2 separate regions of the Homo sapiens genome follow, and region 2 is linked to region 1. Evidence: chromatin contacts called from ENCODE Hi-C or POLR2A ChIA-PET data. All regions are on one chromosome and are shown on one strand. The core of a region is the stretch at or near the end of the contact, and the rest is flanking DNA. Distances in the headings are between cores, read along the strand shown.

Evidence for each region. A loop is a pair of places that touch in the nucleus more often than their neighbours do. ChIA-PET counts read pairs that join two places held with the same protein, here RNA polymerase II (POLR2A). Pooled maps may share reads with other maps.
Region 2: a loop to region 1 is called in a map of Caco-2, with 5 times the contacts of the local background. The contact joins the enhancer-like site here to the promoter of HAX1 in region 1. A Hi-C loop is called at or near these places in 30 of 168 maps with a recorded cell type or tissue (B cell, CD14-positive monocyte, CD4-positive, alpha-beta T cell and 18 more), 31 of 37 single-sample maps with no recorded cell type and 41 of 50 pooled maps. POLR2A ChIA-PET finds 5 or more read pairs at or near these places in 21 of 52 experiments (A549, AG04449, B cell and 16 more).

The regions. Positions count from the first base shown.
Region 1 is chr1:154,269,759-154,275,850 of GRCh38, reverse strand. HAX1 (HCLS1 associated protein X-1) reads right to left here and starts at 3,222. Exons shown (of 7, transcript NM_006118.4): 1 at 3,075-3,222; 2 at 2,253-2,515; 3 at 1,890-2,077; 4 at 850-901; 5 at 591-697; 6 at 368-458; 7 at 1-235. The coding sequence starts at 3,127. The coding sequence ends at 150. It overlaps UBAP2L (ubiquitin associated protein 2 like), which reads right to left. Exons shown (of 27, transcript NM_014847.4): 27 at 5,004-5,651. The coding sequence ends at 5,556. RefSeq lists an enhancer at 3,159-3,328 and a silencer at 3,466-3,606.
Region 2 is chr1:153,998,528-154,004,477 of GRCh38, reverse strand. It overlaps NUP210L (nucleoporin 210 like), which reads left to right. Exons shown (of 40, transcript NM_207308.3): 36 at 2,493-2,743; 37 at 3,418-3,622. Among named protein-coding and RNA genes, the nearest start is that of RPS27, 11 kb to the right of the region's middle. Within about 2 kb of position 2,722, at least 2 of the 41 ENCODE cell types and tissues checked have a DNase peak (open chromatin) inside an H3K27ac peak, as active enhancers do.

The DNA.
Region 1 (6,092 bases), core at 1,973-4,472:
TCAGTTTGGGTGAGTGACAAACTGACATGGCCCCAGTTCACTATTCCACATATCCAAGCCCCTGAGGTGGCAAGAGAAGCTAAGCTTATTAATGGTGGGCAATGGGTGAGAGGTGGAAAGGACTTGAAGGCCTCTGAGGGTTAACAAGGCTACCGGGACCGGAACCAACGTCCCAGGAATAAGTCCAGGATGGAAAAGGCATCATCCAGGGCTGGAGGTCTTGGTGATTCTGGATCTAAGGAAGAAAGTCATACACGTAAATAGGCTAAATGAAAGAGACTAGGCAGAAGCAAAGGACAAGGGTAGAAGAGTAAGATTTCCCTTCCCCAAGGAATCTTGAGATGAACCCCTTTGTCTTTTAACTTACCACCCCTAGGACTGCTATCTGCTTCGTGTCGGGTTACTGTAGTCTCTGTCCGGCCCTCACTGTCCACCACAGTCCGGCGCTCCTCCACTATCTACAAAGAGAAGTCCCCACCATATTCCGAATGTTACTAAAGGTTATGCTCAGCAGTTTCTTTACACAGATCCCTGTTTCAGGGCATTCGTTCCCTGGCCATACTTTCCTTTACCTCTTTCTTTCAACTCACCCCATCTGGTTTAGTGATCTTGGTCACAGAGATGCTCTTGAAATAGGATTTGGGCTGGGGCTGTAGAACCGGGCCAAGACCCTCCTGGGAAACCTGGGAATCAAGATCTGGAAGAGCAGAGAGATGAAGAAGCAGGAGAGAAAGAGTCCAAAGGAAAAAAGGAGACAAGTGTACAGGAAGAAACTTCAGGGAGGGAGAACACACAGAACTTCAGAAGAATAACAAAAGGCTGGTAAACTTCCCCTTCCTCCAGACTTACCATTGTCCTCTCTGGTTCTAGGATGGGGGTCCATAGGCCATACATCATCAAACTGCAGAAGAAACCATAGTAAGTGAAAAGACTCCTTCCAATCTGAAATTTGAAAGGTCATAGACCTCAAACTACTCCCGAGCTCCAAAACCCCCTTCCACAGAAGAGATAATTCCATTCAGAATAGCCTTATTTACACACTCCTTCCTGGCTGTTTTATGTATCCTTCTACCAGAAAGACTTCCTGAACTGATATATTCCTATCCTCTGTGCACAATCCTGCCTTATCCAAGAATTATCTAGACCAGTGGTGTTTTTTTGTTTTTGTTTTTTAAAAGAAACAGAACACCCATCTCCCCCCAAAGAAAATCCCACAAGCTTAATATAGAAAACAGAAAACACTAAATGGAGGGCTTAGGATTCCAACCCAAGGCTATCAGATTCAAACAAGAATTGCAATCTTTGGCCAGGCATGATGGCTCACACTTGTAATTCCAGCACTTTGGGAGGCCGAGGTGGGTGGATCACCTGAGGTCAGGAGCTCAAAAGCAGCCTGGCCAACACGGTGAAACGCCATCTCTACTAAAAACACAAAAATTAGCTGGGCGTTTGGCAGGCGACTGTAATCCCAGCTACTCAGGAGGCTGAGGCAGGAGAATCACTTGAACCTGGGAATTGGAGGTTGCAGTGAGCTGAGATTGTGCCACGGCACTACAGCCTGGGCAACAGAGCAAGGCTGGGTCTCAAACAATTTTTGAGATGGAGTCTCCACCTCCTGGGTTCAACCAATTCTCCTGCCTCAGCCTCCTGAGTAGCTGGCATTACAGGCACCTGCCACCATGCCCGGCTAATTTTTTGTATTTTTAGTAGACACGGGGTTTCACCATGTTGACCAGGCTGGTCTCCAACTCCTGACCTCTGGTGATCTGCCCACCTCGGCCTCCCAAAGTGCTGGGATTACAGGCGTGAGCCACCGCACCTAGCCAGTCTTTGCACTTTATTAGTGGTCTCTCACAAGCTCTCACTTCAGGACCAGATGGGATACTCACCCTATGAAATGGCCTCTGGGAGCCCCAGTCTGGTGCTGGTTGGGGGGATTCACTTCTTGCATCACTCTCCAAGACCCCCCCAAAGATCCTGGGCTGGTGACTATCTGGATACTTAAGCATTGAGTCCCGAAGTGTCTGTCCCTCCCGTAGTCTCTCACCAGGTGTCTCTGACTCAGGACCTGGAAGTTCTGCAGAAAGGTGGCAGGTGTTTGCTGGGATGGGAAAGGACTTGGGCTCTATTAATCTCTCTGAAATCATCAGTCTTCTCACACTTCCCATCCCCCAGCTACTCCCTGCAGGCTCTTTATTTCACCCACCAACCCACCAGAAACCACAGGTTGCCCCTTAGGGAAAGCCACACACCAGGAGGATGGGAAGGCAAGGTCCAGGCCCCCATATCGCTGAAGATGCTATTGAAATCTCGTACTAGGTCATCAAAGCCGAAGTTATCGTGGAAACGTATCCCTCCTCCTGGGCTGAAGCTGAAGCCGAAGCCAAATTCCTCAGGGGGGTGCTGAGGACTATGGAACCTTGGGTTCCCACGGCCCCATGAGCCCCCTTCTTCTTCTTCTTCCTCATCATCATCTTCATCTCGAGTCATCCCTCCAAAAAAGGGATCTCTGTGGCTGAGAGTGGAGGCAGATTGGCCACCAATATTTCAGCACTATTTAAGCCATTAAATCAACTCATGGGTGGCAAAGTGGGACAAGAGCAAGGGGTCTGGGAAGCTAGGGAGAGGGTCGGAGGACTGGCTGCCACATCAAAACATTAATACAATGGCTGACAGTTCTTTTTTTTTTTTTTTTTTTTTAATCAAAGTCAGACCTCAGCTCGCAGCTCCCTTCATACACCTTCCCCCAGTTTTTCTTCAGTGTGCCCCAGTCCCTCCTCTCTCTCCCAAGGTCCTGCTCACTTGCTCACTGTCTTATTCCCCAGACCCTCACGGTCTTCCCCGCCCGGGTCCCTGTTGCATCACCCCAGGTTGGAGAAAGGCTTAGTTTGCTGTTTCTCCTCTTAATGACCGCCTTGGTTACTGTGGCGGGGTGAGTGTTCAATGTTGCGACTTCTGTCCTCTCTGCAGGAGTTGAAGGAGTGGGACAGAGGATGTTTTTCCAAAAATAAGACGTAGGGGTCAAGCTCCCCTCAGACGACCCCCACCCTTGTCCGAGCCGGACCTACTCTCACCTCCGAGGTCCAGGAAAGCCGAAAAAGCCCCGGAAGAGATCAAAGAGGCTCATTCCCGTACTGGGACGCGAACCTTTGAACCCCTCCAGTGGTCCATTCGCAGACGGGGGAAACCTGCGCAGCCCTGTGAGAAATTGAGCGAGGCGTCAGCCCACGCTACCGGAAAGCAAGCCCGCGATCCTGACACTGTCGTAAACGACGGTAAGCCGGACGTGAAATGGAGGCGGGACCGAAGGTCTTCCTCAAATTTGAAAGGCTTTATCTTTACCCCACCTTTCAGAGACCAGTTTCCGTGACGGGAGTGGGCGTGACGCACTTTCAGTTTCCTATGACCGCCTTCCTCCTAAATCTGTTCTTCTTTCTGCAGACCAACTCAGTACGAAAAGCGATTTCGAGGGTTTGACTCTGGATGGCACCCGGATAAAGCCGCCAGAGGGCAGCCCAGCCGCACAAATGGACCGGCTTGAGGGCGTCCCTCAACCACCCCACCCGCGGGGCTGGCCAGCCTCACAGCAGAAGCCACCTCGCTCCTTACTCGGGCGTTCTTTTTGACTGACCTGGGCGATGTCTGCTGTTAGAGGGATGAACAAAATGCTTTTCCAAGCTCCTTCTAGTATTGAATTTCCCAGAGAAGAGATCAAGACATAAGAGACGCATGGACTTAACTTCCTCCACCTCTCTAGCTACTAGGGAGTTTGTTATAACTATATAGAATTCTTTTTTCTAAGCAGGCTCTGCAACCAGCAAGACAAAGGATTTTTAAGAAAGCAAGGGAAGGGAAGCTAGTTGAGTCCTGAGAAGGAACAAATTGGGGGTTATAAAGAAATATCCCTTTGGTATCTTTTTTTTTTTTTTTTTTTTTTTTTTTTTGAGACAGAGTTTTCTCTCATGTTTCCCAGGCTGGAGTGCAGTGGCACCATGTCGGCTCACTGCAACCTTCGCCTCCCAGGTTCTCTCCTGTCTCAGCCTCCCGAGTAGCTGGGATTACAGTCATGCGCCTCCACGCCCGGCTACTTTTGTATTTTTTGTAGAAACGGGGTTTCACCATGTTGACCAGGCTGGTCTCGAACTCCTGACCTAAGGTGATCCGCCCAACCCAGCCTCCCAAAGCGCCTGTCCTCATTCCTTTTTAAAAGTGTTTTGTTCAAAACCTCTCCGAGACCTGTCTCTCCCTGTACCCCATCCCCAAGCCAGACCTTGCTCTAGATTCTTTTTCAAAGAATTGGGTATAGCTATGTCACAGAGAAGCATCCAAGAAGCCACTACTACAGTAGTCCATTCCTAGGGGGAATGGGCCCCAAGGTTTTGTTTTTTTATTTCGTTTTTGGGGTACAGGTGGTGTTTGGTTACATGGATGAGTTCTTTAGTGATTTCTGCGACTTTAGCGCACCCATCACCCGAGCAGTGTACACTGTACCCAATATGTAGTCTTTCATCCCTCACCCCACTCCAAGATTTAGTTCTGCCAGACGATACATGTTGCCTTCACTTCTTTTTAGTTTATTTGCCTGGACCCATCTAAGTCATACTTAAAACTCTATAAAGCATTTTTTTTCTTTGAAATGGTCTCAGCTCCTTCTTGATCCTCTCCATTTTCCACCCAATCTCCTCTATCCCTCTCCCTTTACTGCCTGAAATCGGCTGTAGATGTAGCAGTTTCTGGAGGAAATGAAGATTTGTGGTGGTTCTTTCCAGTCACCAGGTTGTGAAAGTCTTAGGGGTGAGGGGAAGGAAATCCCCTCAAGGACAAGATACTACTACCACATTAAGGTCAGGAGTTCTTAAAGGGCGAAGATTTCATTTTATTCCACTGCCTTCAGGGGCCTGCTAGAGGAGGCCCAGTTGGTACAGTAATACTTATTCACCAAGCTGGTCATCGACGAAATTGAGGATGTCCTAGACGGAGCAAGAATAGGCAGAGGCTGAAGGTAGAGGTTTTCTTTTTATATATACAAGACACATTAATCCATTAAATTTGAGGACACAGTACAAAAAAAAAAAAAAAACAAAAAAAAAACCACTTCAACTAATTCATCTGACAATGCTGTTCATATTCATGACGCCATTTTTTTGTTTGTTGTTGTTGTTGTTTTCCTAATAATAAAGAAGGAGACTTAGGGCTGTTGGGCTGATATATGTTTGGGGGTCCCACCTCCCCGCCTCATCCGTACACCACCAGGGTGAACAGGAGGAAGCAAAGGAAGTGCAGGGCCCATAGCAAAGTTTCATAATCTTGAATGCAAGAGGGGAGAAGGAATGGAAGGGGGAAAAAAAAGGAGAAAATACAAATCCTATAATACATACAACAGGGTGGGGATGGTATAGGAATGGGACAGACATGAAGCTGAGGCATGGGGTGGGCCGCTGGGGGTGGGGGGCAGCGGAAACCCCCCACATTCCTTTCTCTTTGATGCTGTTTCCATAGTTTCCAGGCTGAGAAGCCCTCTCAGAAGATGGGACCGGGAGAAGAGGGTCAGGGCCTCAGTTGGCCCCCCAGCTGTAGCTGTTGTAGGCAGACTTGTTGGTCTGGGGCTTCTGCGGGATGGAGCTGGTCTGGCTACGTTGCCCGCTGCCCGTCTGCAGGGGAATGGGAGGATCATGAGGAGGAAAAAGGTGTCTAGTTAGTGGTACAAATTTGTAACATCTTCAGGTGGAGATGTGCAAACTGTCTTGCTCTCCCATTCCCCTCACTACTATTAGAACCATAGAAAATTTGGTCTGCATAGCTGCTAAAGCCCCTTTCTTACAAGCAGGAAGGCATTTTTGACTTTTAAATAGGGAAAAGATGAAGAGGGCAAGATACCTTTAGAGACAAGGTAGTGAGTGAGTTCTACTCATTTTCAATTCTACATTCTCACACTACCCCCTCTCTCCCCTGCTCTTGGAGATGGGTGATCACAAGGCAATTTCATTTCCATTGATCCCCATTAATGCCTCAATTTGGAAAGCTGTCTTTGAGGAAGGAAGCCCTTATTCTAGCTCCAGCCACCTATAATGGAGCTCTCAAGAGGCCACTTG
Region 2 (5,950 bases), core at 1,473-3,972, 270 kb after region 1:
GAGAATCACTTGAACCAGGGAGGCAGAGCTTGAAGTGAGCTGAGATCGCACCACTGCACTCCAGCCTGGGCGACAGAACGAGACTTCGTCTCAAAAGAAAAAAAAAGAAGGCCGGGCGCAGTGGCTCACGCCTGTAATCCTGGCATTTTGAGAGGCTGAGGCAGGTGGATCACGAGGTCAGGAGATCGAGACCATCTTGGCTAACATGGTGAAACCCCGTCTCTACTAAAAATACAAAAAAATTAGCCGGGCGTGGTGGTGGGCACCTGTAGTCCCAGCTACTCGGGAGGCTGAGGCAGAAGAATGGCGTGAACCCAGGAGGCGGAGTTTGCAGTGAGCCAAGATCGCGCCACTGCACTCCAGCCTGGGCAACAGAGTGAGACTCCATCTCAAAAAAAAAAACAAAAAACAGGCAAGGATACCTGTGAAGGGGCAATAATGCAAGCATGAATTGATAAGGGTCTAGACCAGACTAATGGGTCTGGACCAGACTAGTAAGGGTCTAGCCCAGACTAATTATCCATAATTATCCAATTGCAATAATCCAAGCATGCATTGATAAGGGTCTAGACCAGACTAATAGAGAAATACTAAGAAGGGGCAGATGTCAGAGACATTTCAGAGAAGGAGTAAGCAAGATTTGGAAATGATTGGATATAGGGATGAAGGAAAGGATGTAAAGACAACTAAGGCCAGGTGCAGTGGCTCATGCCTATAATCCCAATGTTTTAGGAGGCTGAAGTGGGAGGATCACTTGAGCCCAGGAGTTTGAAACCAGCCTGGGCAACATAGCAAGACCTTGTCTCTCAAAAAATAAAATAGCCAGGCATGGTGGCGCGCACCTGTAGCCCTAGCTCTGAGGCAGGAAGATTGCTTGAGCCCAAGAATTCAAGGTTTCAGTGAGTTGTGATTGTGCCACTGCAGTCCGGCCTGGGCAAGAGCAAGACTCTGTCTCTACAAAAATAATAAATAGTCCAGGCATGGTGGCTCACGCCTGTAATCCCAGCACTTTGGGAGGCTGAGGTGGGAGGATCACGAGGTCAGGAGATCGAGACCATCCTGGCTAACAAGGTAAAACCTCGTCTCTACTAAAAATACAAAAATTAGCCGGATGTGGTGGCAGGCGCCTGTAGTCCCAGCTACTTGGGAGGCTGAGGCAGGAGAATGGCGTGAACCTGGGAGGCAGAGCTTGCAGTGAGCTGAGATTGCGCCACTGCACTCTAGCCTGGGCAACAGGGCGAGACTCTGTCTCAAAAATATATATAAAATAATAATAATAGCAATAAATAAAAATTAAAAATTAGCCAGGCATGGTGGCACATGCCTGGAGTCCTAGCTGCCTGGGAGGCTGAGGTGGGAGGATTACTTGAGCCCAGGAGTTTAAGGCTGCAGTGAGGTAGAATTGCACCACTGCACTCCAGCCTGGGCAACAGTGTGAAATTCTGTCTCTTTAAAAAAAAAAAAAAAAGACAGCTAAGGATTAATCATGGGTAACTGGAAAAACAGTTCCTACCATTGATAAAAATAATGACACCAAGAGGTGGTCTGATACATAAGTTATTAATGATGCTCAAAGCTTGTCTGTCTTTCACAAACCCTTTCCTGAGTTCACCAGCACTGACTACTTCATTCTATATCCCCAGCTCTTAATTGCCCTGCTTGTGTTATATCATTTAATATTCCCTGACATGTTGAATAAGAATGGTATTCTTAGCCAGGGAGCAGTTTCTCACGCCTGTAAACCCAGCACTTTGGGAGGCCAAGGCAGGAGGATCGCTTGAGCCCAGGAGTTTGAGACCAGCCTGGGCAACATAATGAAGTCCCTTCTCTATAAAAAATATAATTTTTTTTTTTGAGACGGAGTCTTGCTCTGTCCCCAAGCTGGAATGCAGTGGTGTGATCTCAGCTCACTGCAACGTCCATCTCAAGCAATTTCCCTGCCTCAGTCTCCCAAGTAGCTGGGATTACAGGTACCCACCATCACACCCGGCTAATCCTCGTATTTTTAGTAGAGATGGGGGTTTCACCATGTTGGCCAGGCTGGTCTCGAACTCTTGACCTTGTGATCCACCCACCTCAGCTAAAAAATACAAAAATTAGCCAGGCACAGTGGCTCATGCCTGTAATCCCAGCTACTCGGGAGGCTGAGGTGGGAGGATCGCCAGAGCCTGGGAGGTCGGGCTGCAGAATGCCATGATCACGCCACTGTGCTCTAGCCTGCACGACACAGTGAGACCCTGTCTCCAAAAAAAAGAAAGAATGGTATTCTCAGAAAACAAGTTTAGTTGTGGTTTCTCTAGGAGTATTTTTCTTTTTATTTGGCATCCTCCTCGTAGTGGCCAATATTGTGCTGATATTGAATACTCAAAACTAAATTCACATTTTCTCTTTTGCTGAATTTGCATGTCACAATTTTCCCTTCCTATCCTAATTCAGTTGGCTCAATAGAGCCTCTGAACCTTCCTGCTCAGTTTTTCCTCTTTTTTTTCCAGGGGTTTATGTCTGCATAATCAAGGTTCGACCGCAGTCAGAGGAGCTGCTACAGGCCCTCAGTGTGGCTGACACCTCAGTCTATGGGTGGGCTACACTGGTCAGTGAACGTAGCAAGAATGGAATGCAACGAATCCTCATTCCTTTCATCCCAGCCTTTTATATTAACCAGTCAGAATTGGTTCTTAGCCACAAACAAGATATCGGGGAGATAAGAGTACTGGGAGTGGACAGAGTTCTTAGGAAGCTAGAGGTATGTTAAGAACTGAACCAAAACAGAACAAGAGATCAGGAATTTGAAAAGATAGTTTTCATTCTCACTTCAAGGGCAAAAGAAGTTACTGAGTGACCTAATAAAAATTACCATAGGAAATGACAAAATCAAATGAAGAAAACCCATCTCCTTCATAATGCCAGGCAGGCTCCCAGAGTCCAAAATCTAGGTCATAAGCTTTGTCAACATACCTAAAGGAGTAAAAAAAGTAAATGATTGGCCGAGCGCGGTGGCTCATGCCTGTAATCCCAGCACTTTGGGAGGCCAAAGTGGGTGGATCACAAGGTCAACAGATCAAGACCATCCTGGCCAACATGGTGAAACCTCTTCTCTACTAAAAGTACAAAAATTAGCTGGACGTGGTGGCGGACACCTGTAGTCCCAGCTACTCGGGAGGCTGAGGCAGGAAAATTGCTTGAACCCGGGAGGCAGAGGTTGCAGGGAGCTGAGATCGCGCCACTGCACTCCAGCCTGGGTGACAGAGCGAGACTCCCTCTCAACAACAACAAAAAAGTAAATGATTTGATTGTCGGCTAGCTAGCTAGAAATCCAGATCTTGACAATTATTGTACTGTATATGTTTCAGATTGGAACATACTGATACAAAGTTGATTTTTCTTCTTTTAAATAAAAGGTTTTATCTTTTCTCCAAGGTCATCTCCAGCTCCCCAGTTCTAGTGGTCGCTGGCCATAGCCACTCTCCCCTCACTCCTGGCCTGGCCATTTACTCTGTAAGAGTGGTCAACTTCACTTCCTTCCAGCAAATGGCATCACCTGTTTTCATCAATATTTCCTGTGTACTCACCAGTCAAAGTGAGGCAGTGGTAGTGAGGGCTATGAAAGATAAGTTGGGTGCAGGTAAGCATCAGAGATTCCTATTTATAATCTAGAGAGGAAAAGAAGAAAGAATGTATTACATTAGTACCCCCCATCTGCAGTTTTGCTTTCCGCATTTCACTTAACTGTCAACCACGGTCCAAAAATAAATGAAAAACTCCTGAAATAAACAGTTTAAATTGTGCACTGTTCCAAATAGCATGAGGAAATCTCACACTGTCCTGCTCTGGTCCCCAACCATGAATCATCTCTTTGTCCAGCATGTTCACACCGTATACACTATCAGCCCTTTAGTCACTTAGTAGCAGTCTCTGCTATCAAATCAACTGGTATCAAGGTATCACAGTGCAGTGCTTGTTTCAAGTAACCCTTATTTTACTTAATAATGGCTCCAAAGCACAAGAGTGGTGATGCCTGCAATTCGGGTATGCCAAAAAGAAGCTGGAAAGTGCTTCCTTTAAGTGAAAAAGTGGAAGTTCTCAACTCAGTAAGGAAAACATAGTACGTAGAGGGTTCAATATTATCTGTGGCATCCACTGAGGGTCTTGGAACATATTCCCCACAGATATGGGGGGACAGATGTTATCACAGTTTAGTTAATGGGAAACATTCAGCCACTTGACCAAGATTACTCAAACTAGTTGAGGCATGAATCTTCCAAACCTACCCAAAATACAACCTTTAGGTAGCTTTCTTAACACTACCTAAATTTTATATTTAACTTATATATTTAAGAATAGTTGTCAGCCAGGCATGATGGCCCATGCCTTGTAATTCCAGCACTTTGGGAGGCCGAGGTGGGCAGATCCCTTGAGCTCAGGAGTTCAAGACCAGCCTGGGGAACAAGGCAAAACTCTGTATCAACAAAAAAGTACAAAAAAAAAATTACCTGGGCATGGTGGCATGGACCTGTGGTCCCAGCTACTCGGGAGGCTGAGGCAGGAGGATTGCTTGAGACCAGGAGTTCAAGGCTGCAGTGAACTGTGATTGTGCCACTGCACTCCAGCCTGGTGACAGAGCAAGACCCTGTCTCAAAAAAAAAAAAAGGAAAAAGAATAGTTGTCAGTTTAACACGAGTTTGCCAGCTTTGTAAGTATACTATTTGCCCTATTTTAAACCTTTTTTTTTTTTTTTTTTTTTTTGAGAGAGTCTTGCTCTGTCACCCAGGCTGGAGTGCAATGTCGTGATCTCGGCTCACTGCAACCTCCACCTCCCAAGTTCAAGCGATTCTCCCGCCTCAGACTCCTGAGTAGCTGGGATTACAGGCACACACCACCATGCCCTGCTAATTTTTGTATTTTTGTAGAAATGGGGTTTCACCATGTTGGCCAGGCTGGTCTGGAACTCCTGACCTCAGGTGATCCACCCGCCTTGGCCTCCCAAAGTGCTGGGATTACAGGCATGAGCCACCGCACCCGGCCAATCTTATTGATAAATGTTTTGTTGTCTTCAAAAGTATTTAAATCTTTTTGCATCAGGCAATGGGCCAATGTTAACCCTAGAACCAAGACTTAGCTTTCCCAAATCCTGATTCCAGGCATTACCTAGTTTAGAAATAATGCCACATTGGATAGGATGGGAATAGTTACGAAAAGGTGTTAGAAAAGCTAGAGAACCATCAGTCTCCTTATATTGTATTTGTCACGCCCACTTCCCCACCCCTCAAGGGAAGCTACTTAATTACTGGGAACTATCTAAGCTAAATTATAGTGTATCTCCTAATGGGAAATAGGTTTTTGCTGATGTTTACGTGAGCATCTGGTTTGTATTGATCATTATCCTAAGCACATTTATATGCTTTTGGTTTAATTCTCATAACTCTAGGAGGTAGGTATTTTTCCCCAAGAGCTGAGGAAACTGAGATGCTGGTGCAGTGGCTCACACCTGTAATCCTAGCACTTTGGGAGGCTAAGATGGAGGATCACTTGAGCTCAGGAGTTCAAGACCAGGCTAAGCAACACAGCAAGACCTTATCTCTACTAAAAATCAAAAGAATTAGCCAGGCATGGTGGCATGCACCTGAAGTCCAGGCAGGAGGTTGAGGTGGGAGGACTGCCTAAGCCCAGGAGGTTGAAGTTGCAGTGAGGCATGATCACACCACTGCACTCCAGCCTGGGTGACAAAACGAGACCCTGTCTCAGGAATTAAAAAAAAAAAAAAAAAAAAAAGGATCTCTAGATACTATCACAGAATGTATTGGAACAGAGTTTTTAAATCTAGAGACCACGGATCCCCACAAAGGTCCATAGATAGAATTCAAGGTGTCCATTACCCAAGTGGAGAAAAATTGCATCTTTTTCTTTCCTTTTTTTTTTTTTTTTTTGAGACAGAACCTCGCTCTGTCGCCCA